Linked DNA regions of Homo sapiens: region 1 is linked to region 2. The links are chromatin contacts, found by Hi-C or POLR2A ChIA-PET in ENCODE. All regions are on one chromosome and are shown on one strand. Each heading gives the region's core, a stretch centred on a gene start or an enhancer-like site at or near the end of the contact. The rest is flanking DNA. Distances are from core to core; before and after follow the strand shown.

Region 1 (6,039 bases), core at 668-3,167, 230 kb after region 2:
AGAAGCATAAACTAGCGGGGAAGAACAGCTAGTCGACTGAGCAGCTAAGACCTACATGTTATATTTGTTTACTTTAAATGAGTCTTTCAGTCTTTATGAAAGTGAAACCACCTTTGCAAAATAACTGAGGAAATTATGACAGTCCAAGGAATCAGACCTAACCGACCCTATCTTGCTTCTAACCCTTAAGCTGTCCTTGTTCATTCCTCGGCGTAGGCCGAACTAACTTTGGGAAGGAATTCAGTTCATGGTTTGACTCTGAAACATAATTGATAACAGCCCTTTCCAGAAAAGAACCCCTTCTTGCCTGGGGACCAGTCTGCCTCTGCAGGACTAACAAATTAGCTACAAGGTTAGAAATTACAATATAGGGGTCATGCAGCCTCTGGCTCCAAGACTCTGAACCTCCTCGAATTGCTCCTGGGGATAACATCACTATTGTAAAACCTATAATCAGTGCTTGAGATATGTTGCAGATCCTGCACCTCCATGGATCAGCTGACACCACCCAGAACAGTCATCTGGCCCAACCAGTTCTGCCACCCCACCCAGGAACAGAAGACAGCAAGAAAACCTCACTATGACCCTCTATGATTCCATCTCCAACCTGAGCAATCAGCACTCCCCACTTCCCAAGCCCCTACTCACCAAATTATCTTTAAAAATTCTGATCCCCGAATGCTCAGGGAGACTGATTTGAGTAATAGTAAAACTCCGGCCTCCCACAAGGCGGGCTCTGCGTGAATCACTCTTTTGCCATTGCCATTCCCCTGTGTGGATAAATCGACTCTGTCTAGGCAATGGGCAGGGTGAACCCATTGGGCAGTTACAAAAGCAACCGAGGATTCCCAGCAAAAGATAATGTGGAGAGTATTCCCTCCCACCCAGGGTACCCTGTTCTCTTCATCCTGTGTGCCCTTGTTCCATCACTGAAATCCAGACCTTTGGTCTTAAAAATAAAAGCCAGAAATTAGCTACCAAATGTTGGCAGTTTTATAAGCTACAAGAAAGCAATAGGCTGCTCTTAAGTTTGCATTTTGTGTCAGATATTGGCTAGGGTTAAAGGTTCAAGTAAATTTTATGCCTTCCACTATTTTGTTAGGGTGAGGAGACAATATTTCTAGCACTTTTCCAATGATCAACTAAATATGACATATTTATGCATGAAATTTCTTGCCTCTGGATTTAATGAATATGACTTTTAATCCTAAGGATGGTTTTATCATCATCTAGCCAAGATTTCACGTTTTCGCTGCTTCTGTCCGAGTGGTCAAGGAAAAGATAAATGGTAAATTGAAGGTTTAAAATAATGATTTTGTCAGTAAATCAGTAAATACTCCATATTTGATGGTGGCTATGACTTTGAAAAATTTTAAAGTTTGTGTTGAAAAAATGTGGCTCTTCTTCGTCTTGCACTTTTTTCTTCTGGGTAACAGTAAGATAACATTTTTTTTTTTGAAACAGAGTATAGCTCTGTCTCCAGGCTGGAGTGCAGTGGCATTGATCTGTACTCACTGCAACCTCTGACTCCTTGGACAAGTGATTCTCCTGCCTCAGCCTCCTGAATAGCTGGGATTACAAGCACGCACCACCACCCCCAGCTAATTTTTGTATTTTTAGTAGAGACATGGTTTCACCATGTTGGCCAGGATGGTCTCGATCTCCTGACCTCGTGATCTGCCTGCCTCGGCCTCCCAAAGTTCTGGGATTACAGGCGTGAGCCACCGCGCCCGGCCAACATTATTAGTTTTTAATCACAGCAATTTTTGTTAGTAACAAATTTAAACATACATAGTCCTTTTGCTCTCTAGCATCTACAATACTCTTGGTTCAGGATTTAAGAGGTGTTACACCCAGATGTGACTGTCCTACGTGTGTGCTCAAGGCTACATTAAGAATTTTTTTCTCTTTCCTGCCACATCTTTTCTTCACCCTGTGTTTGCCTGTGCACCTGCCTCTTCTGGAAGCAGCTATGAGGACAGGGTTTCCCCATCACCCGTGCTCACAACCCCACACAGTGCCTCCCATAGAGTGGGCTTAGTCCATTTTCACTTGCAAAAGAAAACACACTGGCTCCTCTGTGTAATTCTGAATTTTAGAGGAGATCTTAATTCAGTAAATTACTATTACGTTTTGAACTTGAATAATGAATGTAAGAAAAACTGCAGTGCATGAGACAGGAAAGCTACTCCCTCTCCACTGATAAATACTTATCACTTGGAAATAAAATTTTTAAGCAATCAGAAGGAGACTTCATGTAGAAAATGGGCCTGGCACTGTTGTCCTGCAATGGAAACGGAGGCTTTGTCTCCAGGGTTCCAGGAAATGTTTCGAGTTAACTCTAACAAGGCCATATTCTAAGCATAAAAATTTAATGACGATACATAATTTTAACAAGTCTGAAGTCACTGATTAAAGAAAATTAAAATGGTGTGTATGGTAGGTGCCTTAACTCTCCTTAGAATATAGAAGATTATTGATACTGCAATGAAAAAAATGGCTATCCTGTTTTTAACCTTATTTTTTAAAAGAAAAACTGAACAACATGTTTGACATTTGCCACCACTTTTGGGTTTAGTTTTACAAGGTTATTAATCACAGCACACTTTGATACTGGGGGAAAGAGGATTGGAGTTGAAGTAGAAAAGCTAAGGCCAAGCCATTCCAAAATAATGAGACTTCTCTTTCAAATATGATTTTAATTATAAAGCTATCTCTGACTTTCTGCAGTATCAAAACTTGGTTTTCTTGGAACTCAGATTATACTAAGAAAAAGGCACAGAGTCAATCAAAGATACACAAACCCACTTCCTCTGAAGATGTAATCACACAGTCCGCACCTCACTGTGGGCCTGCCAGCCCCATGCCCAGGGCCCTGGCTTCTCGATGACCAAGCTTTGTAAGAGCCCCAGAGTTTCCCATTGGTGCACACTGCCCAAGGTAGAATGAAAGGGAAAATTCCAAAGAGGCCAGAGAAGTATTTTCTTTTTCATTGAGAAGAAGAAAGTCATCTTAAAGTTGCATTTACTTTTTCCTTCATGAAAAGCAAACACAGAACAAAACAGAAACAGAATCAAAATCAAACCAAAAAACCCGGGGAGAGAACTTGACGTCCTGGGGCAAAACCTGAAGCATCTCAGTCATTCCTCCAGCAAAAGAAGAAAAGTCAGAAAGAATCCCTGAAAACAAATCCTAATACAGCCATGTGCGTGGTTGGCCTCTGCCCACAGGGCTGCAGCCTGGCTTGGGGATAAGCCTTTTGATGTATGTGGCTTTCTTAAAAACAAGGAAATCCTGTTCTGCTAAAAAATGTCCAGTTGCTGTGGTTCTAAGAAATTAAGTAGCCTTGACTAAGTCAATTCTATATTATTTTAGTTAAAAGAGAAAAAAGAAAAACTTCAATCACAATGGAAGCATTTAATCTCATTGATTATTTAATCAAAATATATTTAAGTCATACGGAGGACCAGTTAGCTAGCTAGAAAGATGAGCAGTAATCTTATGGGTTGAGGAAAACAAAAACAGAAGAGGAATAATTTGGGTTTCCTCATCCTAGTCAAGTTTTCTTTTCCTTTGAAAATGCTGTATTAGCATTTAAGGGAGTCCGGTCTTGGTTCTCCCATTTTATGCTAAAGTTAATTAAATTTTGTCTTTGTATCTAATTATAAATGTCACAAATAACTTTTTAGTAGCTAAAAGTAGTTCCACTGCAAATCCCTATATTTTCTGTTAATAGTGATATTAACTAAATAATAGAGATGTTTATCAGGATAGTAGCTATGTGTTTAGGCAAAGCTGTTACCCAAATAAGTTACAAGCGTCTTGATGTAGGTTTTGCTCATGAGCATGTTTTTCACTCAGATAAAGCAAGTTACTTTAAAAGGTGAGCCCATTTTGCTAAAATGACTCCCAGAAATCCATTCAAACAATATCATATTTCTGAATGTGAAACCCTTTTATTGTTATTATTTTAATTTTAACCCTTTTATTATTATTACTTAATTATAATTTGAAGTAAGCAGTCTTGCTTACTGACGTATGTGTCTGAGTAACTTTTCAGTTGTGTTTATCTAATAACCTTTATGGGAAAGGAATCTTTTTGCCTAAAATTGTAGTTAGCCAGAGAAATGTTTAAAGGACAACCAAAATTTACATATATTATAAATATTATATATATTGTAATAATATTTACACATGTAATATTTGTATATATAATAGTATTTACATATACACTATTTGTGAAAGAAAAATATCTTGGGCCCCCAAATTATCCCTCATTAAGCTAAAAGGATAATTCAAGCTGGGAATTGCTTAGGGCAAAGGTGCTTTCCCTTCTATTCTCTCAGCTCATTGAGATAAATGCATATCTGATTGCCTCCTTTGAAAAGGCTAATCAAACACTCAAAAGAATAAAACCATTTGTCCCTCACCTACCTGTGACCTGAAAGCCCCCTCCTCACTTCCAGTAGTCCCACCTGTCTGGACTGAACCAATGTTCATTTTACATATGTTGATTAATGTCTCATTTCTTCCTAAAATGTATAAAAGCAAGCTGTGCTCTGACCACCCCTTGAGCACATGTCATCAGGGCCTCCTGAGGCTGTATCATGGGTGCGCATCGTCATCCTTGGCAAAATAAACCTTCTAAATTAACTGAGACATGTCTCAAATTTTTGGGGTTCACAGGTTTATACATATATTATATACTATATACACTATATTATATATTAGATACACTCTATTAGCTCTTTGGGCAGAGCTAAGATAGAAGAAGAGAAGGAGTTTTGGAAGCAGAGGGGTAGGAAATAATGGAAGTGATCTAAGAATAGCTAACATGGGAAGTTCAGAGAAATGAAGAAAACTAGTATGAAGATAAGACCATGGTAAGTTTCAGCTGAAGAGAAGTCGGATTTGGGATTGGTGATACGGTGGTATAGTTTGTTGTTTTGTTTTGTTTTGTTTTTTTTAAGATATTAACTAGGAACGGTTTTCCCTGTCTCCTCTCCTTCCTTCCCCCATTCTCAATCTGCCAGCCGCCCCTCTGTGGGGGTCGCAGGGATGGTGGGAAACACAGCAAGCCCAAAGAAAAGCCTTTGAATCCCTCATAGGCTTTGAGTCCTCAAGGCCTGAATCCACCAAGCTGATTGTTCCAGAAGTGCCAGCAGGAAATGCCTGGGATCCCCTCAGAGAGACCAGAAGAAGGAAGGAGGAGCGTGGTCAGGAAGAGGCCCTGTGGGCTGGGAAGAGGGGCGGTCTTCCTCAGACGGGTTCTCCGTCAGCAGACCACCCAGCCGCAGCTGTTTCCCTGCAAGCATCATCTGTGATTCCAGTGAGTTCTCACCAGGGAGGTGTTTTTGCCTGGGTTCTAGCGTCCCAGGGAAAGGTTTTGCAAGGCAAGATAACTAGGTCATCGTTCCTGCCGCATAATCCAATCAGATAGTCTTTTCTGACCCACCAAAGTGGAACTCCTATAAAAAATAATAATTATTGAGAAACAATTTTGACTTATCTAAAGCATATTAGGAGATGTTTTATTTTTCTCTCACTTTTCATACTCCATTTTTCTTCTTTTCTTCCAAGCCTCATATCTTTTCTTGGAGGAAAACCACAAAGGGTTCCCTGACGGAACACTTCAGGGCCTTTTCATCTCAGGCCTCTTTACAATCTTTCAGGGAAGAATAGCTTATAATTTATCAGAAGGAAGGGAGGTCAGCCTTCCTGAGGGGGTGTCAGGCTGCTGGAAATGTCAGAAGTTCGGTCCCCCACCCCCTGAGTCACAGAGCAAGAGGCAGCCGCACGGGGCCACTTGGTGTGTGCAGCTGCTGCAAGGCTGCAGCCTGGAGGCATGTGGAGATGCTCCTGCAGTAACAGAGCACGCTAGGGGATACTTCAACTTCTTGCATCTTGCAGCTTGACTTACATTTAATTCGATAACCACTGAAAGGTTCTCTGCAGTTTATCAGCCTGGTCCCTGAATTAGATCCCTGAGGCAAGCTCTACTCATTCTCACTACTCTCTCTCTACCCCGGAACACTTGTC
Region 2 (6,450 bases), core at 1,898-4,397:
ATACAACCTTTTTGTAAACTAATTTGCTTATTCCTATTAAAAACCTTTAAAATAAGTACATCCTTTTGTCCAATAAGTTTACTTGGAAAGATTTATTATAATAATTATAGCTATACTCAAAGATTTAACTTAAATATGTTCATTGTTTATATCTGATCAAATATTTGTACAATCTGGTGACCAGAATAATACATAGTATAACCCCATTTTTGTGGAAACAAATATTTATATGTACAGTTGACCCTTGAACAACATGGGTTTGAACTACTCTAGTCCACTTGTGTGTGGATTTTCCAATGAATATATTGAAAACTTTTTTGGAGATTGTAACAATTTGAAAAACCTTACAGATGAGCTGCTTAGCCTAGAAATCCTGAAAAAATTAAGAAAAAGGTATGCCATGAATACATAAACTATATGTAGATACTAGTCTTATTTATATGTTAATCAGCTGTTCATGCTATCAGTAAGGCTTCCTGTCAGGAGTCAGCTATCAGTAGTTAAATTTTAGGGGAGTCAAAAGTCATATGTGAATTGTATTCGTCCGTTTTCACCCTGCTGATAAAGACATACTTGAGACTGGGAAGAAAAAGAGGTTTAATTGGACTTACAGTTTCATGTGGCTGGGGAGGCCTCAGAATCACAACGGGAGGTGAAAGGCACTTCTTACTTGGTGCTGGCAAGAGAAGATGAGAGAGAAGCAAAAGCAGAAACCCCTGATAAGCCCATCAGATCTCATGAGACTTATTCACTATCATGAGGACAGTATGGGGGAAACCACCCCAATGATTTAAATTATGTCCCACCAGGATACAATTCAAAATGAGATTTCGGTGGGGACACAGCCAAACCCTACATGAATATTTAACTGTGCGAGAGGTCAGTGCCTATAACGCTTGCATTGTTCAAGGGTCAACTGTATATAATATATAGTTAAAAAAATACATAAAAGTATACACAGCAAAGAGGTTACTCTGGAGTGGCAGAATTTTATATTATTTTAATTTTTTCTCTGTTAATCTATGTGGACTATTTTTCCTTTAATAATCATGTGCTATGCCCTTAGATGTATTTATTATGTGAAAAAAGATAGTTATTCCTTTATTACTAAAAATAAATGCTTCTAGAATAAATAAGTAAAAGTAATATAATTATTTGGTACAGATTTTTAATAAAATGGTGTTAAAGAATAAAAATTCTTACATATGCAAGGAAGAATCAGAATGTGTATAACAAAAAAGCAATAGTCTTCATGTGTGATTATGAATTGTGAGATGTTTATTTTCTTCTTGTTCTCATCCACACTGTCTAATTTCTCTGTAAGAATGTTGATTACTTTCTAAGAAAACATAGTTTAATTGGCACCTTGGGGTTGTGGTGAAACAGGCATCCTGATGCCAGTATAATTGGCTACAGCCTTTCTTAAAAACAATTTTCAAATTCCTTTCACTATCCTTAAAAGATGACAGTGTTTTACATAGTGATTCCATTCCTGTTGATCTATCTTAAGGATATAATCAGAATATTGACTCAAGACTGTTGTTTTTCCAGAATTCTTTCAAATTGAAAAAAAAAATTTAAAAAGAAAAGAATATCTAAATAAATAAAGTATATCAATATAATGAACTATTGTGCAATCATTAGAATGATTTCTAAGTGTTTTTTACATAGTAACTTGTTATTGAACATTTAGTTTGAGTCATACGTTATATCAAAAGTTTCACCATGCATGAGTTCATTTGATTCTCTCAACAAACCTGTGAATTAATATTGTGACCATGATTAGTCACATGAGAAAACTGAGGATAAGAGAAAACTATAAGACTCTTATGTGACAAAATGTCTAAACAGAGTAACTATTTGAATCCAGCCCCTATGGATTTTGCTACTACTATCTGGAAATGATAAAGCAAAATCAGACACTACCAGTGATTTAATGCTAAGAGGAAAAAAAGTCATCACCTAAATTGTATCCTATTAAAATAGACATATAGGCATAGGAAGAAATAGAGCAAAACATTCATAGACACAATATGGGCATGGCAAGTTTTCAAATAATTTTTATTTTTTTAAAATTTTGTTCCTTTCTGTGTTTCTCAAATGTACTACAATGCACATGTATTATAAGAAGAAAAAAATAGACCGGGCACGGTGGCTCATGCCTGTAATCCCAGCACTTTGGGAGGCCGAGGTGGGCAGATCACGAGGTCAGGAGATGGAGACCATCCTGGCTAACACGGTGAAACCCTGCCTCTACTAAAAATACAAAAAATTAGCCGGGCGTGGCGGCGGATGCCTGTAGTCCCAGCTCCTCGGGAGGCTGAGGCAGGAGAATGGAGTGAACCCGGGAGGCAGAGCTTGCAGTGAGCCTAGATCGTGCCACTGCACTCCAACCTGGGTGACAGAGCAAGACTCCATCTCAAAGAAAAAAAAAAAAAAAGAAGAAGAAAAAAATAAGGTAGCTGTAAGTAACCAAAAAAATACATTTTCAAACGGGGGTTATTCTCATGTTTGGCATGTGTCATATAAACACTAAACAGTGCTAGAATAATGGGTAACTTGACTTTATACACACTGTGCTTTATCATAATTCTGCAGAAAATGATACAAAATATATCACTTGACTTAGAATATGAAGGTCAATATATTTTGTAATTAGGTATTTGACAAATGCTTTCCTGTAAGAGCTCCTCGCTTTATAAATATGGACTCACTGATATCGATGATAAAATAAATATCAAAGTTTGTCATCCACAGGGGAAGGATGTTGAGATAAGATTTTCGTTTCACCCTTTACCCACTCATATGGTATGAGAGGAACCCCAGCAGAGCAGGAAGTTCAGGTAACATTACTCAGCATTACTCAGTCTCTTCTGAGCTGTTTCTTTCTCACTTGCTGTCTTACATCCTTCAGATATTACTTTTTACAAGACTTCAAACACTAATAAAATGATACACATTAGTAAAAGAGAAAAATCCATTATATAACCCTTCAGAATAGACTAAAGGAGCAGAGTCCATAAAAGCTGAATCATCCCATTGTGTAGGTCCCTACCAAAAACACTTGACTTATCAGCTGAGCCAGGAAACCTCATCTTCAGTACACATGAGATATCAGTAGCTGTTTCACAGGTTGGTCATCAAGGGAGGCATTTAGGTAAAGATTCGCATTCTGACTTTATCACTCACTAACTGGAGAATTGCAGCAAGTTACTCAAGCCCTTAATACCTCTGTTTTCTCAGTATTAGGAATGCAGAGTAATGTCTATTACATAGGGCAGTTGTGAAATTTGGGCAAGAGAGTGTGTGTTAAATCCAGAGGCTGACACATAATTAAGTATTCAACTCAGTCAGCGAATGTGTTTACTAAGTGCCAAGTCACCCACTGAAATCAAACCTGTCCGTGGTGCCACAGATACAGCTGTAAGAATGCAGCCAAAACCCTGTCCTCCGCCAGCTCATATTTTAGTGATCCTTATTGTACAGGTCTTGAATTTGACCAATCAGCAGACATAGTGGTTTTTGTTATAATAAAATCTAGATTAAACATATTTATTGGATAATTTTTAAATCTTCAGAAAAAGATTCACAAAATAATATTTTATATTGCAATGTATATTTTTACTTGATTGGTAAAATTAAGATCTTTAATCCACTTTTCTTTCTTTTTTTTTTTTTTTTGAGATGGAGTCTCACTCTGTTGCCCCAGGTGCCCCAGGCTGGACTGCAGTGGCACGACCTCGGCTCACTGCAAGCTCCACCTCCCCGGTTCAGGTCATTCTCCTGCCTCAGCCTCCCGAGTAGCTGGGACTATAGGCACCCAACAACACACCTAGCTAATTTTTTGTATTTTTAGTAGAAACAGGGTTTCCCCGTGTCAGTCAGGTTGGTCTCGATCTCCTGACCTTGCGATCTGCCCACGTCGGCCTCCCAAAGTGCTGGGATTACAGGTGTGAGCCACTGTGCCCGGCTAATCCACTTTTCAGAAAGACTTTTTTGATAGTTAATTTTATGTCAACTTGACTGGGCAAAGGGATGCCCAGATAGCTGGTAAAAGTCCATTCCCAGGTGTGTTTTTGGAAGAGATTTGCATTTCATTTGACTTGATGGGATTGATTTTTGAATTGGTGAATGGAGGTAAAGAAGACCCACCCTCGCCAATGTGGGCATAATCCAGTTCTTTTGTAACCTCCCAGCGGGTTCACCTTGTTCGCTGCTTAGACAGAACCGATTTATCAAGACAGGGGAAATGCAATGGAGAAAGAGTAGTTCACACAGAGCCAGCTGTGTGGAAGCTGGAGTTTTATTATTACTCAAATCAGTCTCCCCGAACATTTGGAGATCAGAGTTTTTGAAGATAATTTGGTGGGTGGGGAGGGGCAGTGAGTTGGGGAGTGCTGATTGGTTGGGTTGGAGATGAAATCATGGAGCATCACTGTCTTCTTGGGCTGAGTTAGCTCCTGGGTGGGGGTCACAAGATCAGATGGGCCAGTTTATCCATCTGTGTGGTGCCAGCTGCTTCATCAAGTGCAGGGTCTACAAAACATCTCAAGCACGGATTTTAGAAGCAGTTTAAAGAGGTTCAGAATCTCGTAGCCTCCAGCTGCATGACTCCTAAACCGTAATTACTAATCTTGTGGCTAATGTTAGTAGCCTAGTTCCCAGGCAAGAAGGAGGTTTGTTTTGGGAAAGGGCTGTTATTGTCTTTGTTTTAAACTGTAAACTATGAACTAAGTTTCTCCCAAAGTTAGTTCAGCCTATGACAAGAATGAACAAGGACAGCTTGGAGGTTAGAGGCAAGATGAAATTGGTTAAGTTGGATCTTTTTCACTGTCTCAGTCATAATTTTGCAAAGGCAGTTTCACTTTCAGAGCCCAAACAGTACAAAAAATGTAGCGGAAGGGTGAATTTTCTTTCTGTGTTGTAGCCAGGACATCCATCTTCTCCTGCCCTCACGTTGGGAGCTTCTGGTTCTTAGGTCTTCAGATTTGAACTTGGGACTTGGGACTGAGCCACACCACCAGCATTCCTGGCTCTGCAGCTTGCAGACAGCAGATTGTGAGACTTCTAGGTCCTCATAATCTCAGCAGCCACTTCCGTTAATCTCTATATATACATATACATATACATGTGTGTGTTCATGTATGTGTGTGTGTGTAGTCCATGTATGTGTGCGTGTGTGTATAGTAACACTTTTGTTACTCCATTTAACCTTGATTACATAACATTCACAAGCAAGTGTTTAAATACAATTCTTTTTTAATTTGAATTGTTTGGTATTTTGTGGGCCTTTTGGTTTAAAGGCTCATATTATTTAGCTTTAAACAATATTCTTGTTTCATTTATTTTATAATTTCTGTTTTTCCAAGTTTATTTTGCTCTAACTCCTGCTATTTTTTTGCCTTCAAGTTTCATATATACATTTTTTGTCATATATATGCATGTGTGTGTGTGTGTCCTTGAAGACAAGAAATATATACATATGGACCTTGAAGACAAGGACTACACACACACACACACACACATGCACACACACATGCACACATGCATGCACATTTTATGTATTTGCATCTATACATGCATAGAGAGCATATATATGTATATGTGTATATATACGTGTGTGTGTATATATGTGTGTGTTTATATGCGTGTGTGTGTCCTTGAAGACAAGCAATGCAGTTGTTGTTTACATGTCCTGTGCCTATCACAATGCATGGGATATGATATGCTTTCAGTAAAGCTTGCTGAACAAATGCATGAATGAATGGGTTAGCAAAAATATTTTAACCTGCCTAAAAGAAACCATAAAATTTATAATTTTTTAAAGCAAGACTGTCATGTATATATCAACAGATAAATGAAAATTTGTTAGAGAAAAAAGAAAAAGCCCAGAATGAGAATATTATGTTCTCTTTATCCAAACTAACTCCTGTAGATGTGAAACTTGGAGAGAAAATAAACAGGATCATTTGCTTAGGATTTCTCTTCTAAGAGCTCTAAATATTGGAAACACACTGAGTAGCAATATTGCATCCAAATCTGTTGGTTAACAAATTAAAAATGTATAAAATAACAAACATCTTCCTTAGGGTAGGCCCATAAAAAATAGATTTACTAAATGAAAGAAGTAGTGTTTCAAAATAATTTCTATCACTAATTTGAAGGTTTTGCTTTATTGCATTTTTTGTTCAATACTGCTAAAGCAATTCTTATCATTTTTTCAGTGATTCTCAATTTTGAACACTTTTGTTACTCTGATTTAACCTTCATTATGTAACATTCCCAATCAAGTGTTCAAATGCAATTCTTTTTTTTTTTTTTTTTTGAGATGGAGTTTTGCTCTGTCGCCCAGGCTGGAGTGCAGTGGCACGATCTCGGCTCACTGCAAGCTCCGCCTCCTGGGTTCATGCCATTCTCCTGCCTCAGCCTCCCGAGTAGCTGGGACTACAG

What was found. A loop is a pair of places that touch in the nucleus more often than their neighbours do. ChIA-PET counts read pairs that join two places held with the same protein, here RNA polymerase II (POLR2A). Pooled maps may share reads with other maps.
Region 1: a loop to region 2 is called in a pooled map, with 2.4 times the contacts of the local background. The contact joins two enhancer-like sites. A Hi-C loop is called at or near these places in 5 of 50 pooled maps. POLR2A ChIA-PET finds 5 or more read pairs at or near these places in 3 of 52 experiments (activated CD4-positive, alpha-beta T cell, activated T-cell and activated naive CD4-positive, alpha-beta T cell).

Annotation. Positions count from the first base shown.
Region 1 is chr10:3,969,999-3,976,037 of GRCh38, forward strand. No RefSeq gene overlaps it. Among named protein-coding and RNA genes, the nearest start is that of MIR6078, 18 kb to the right of the region's middle. Within about 2 kb of position 1,918, at least 4 of the 41 ENCODE cell types and tissues checked have a DNase peak (open chromatin) inside an H3K27ac peak, as active enhancers do.
Region 2 is chr10:3,737,409-3,743,858 of GRCh38, forward strand. All of the region lies in intron 1 of LOC105376360 (a long non-coding RNA gene), which reads left to right. Among named protein-coding and RNA genes, the nearest start is that of KLF6, 45 kb to the right of the region's middle. RefSeq lists enhancers at 2,162-3,361, 4,935-5,074. Within about 2 kb of position 3,148, at least 6 of the 41 ENCODE cell types and tissues checked have a DNase peak (open chromatin) inside an H3K27ac peak, as active enhancers do.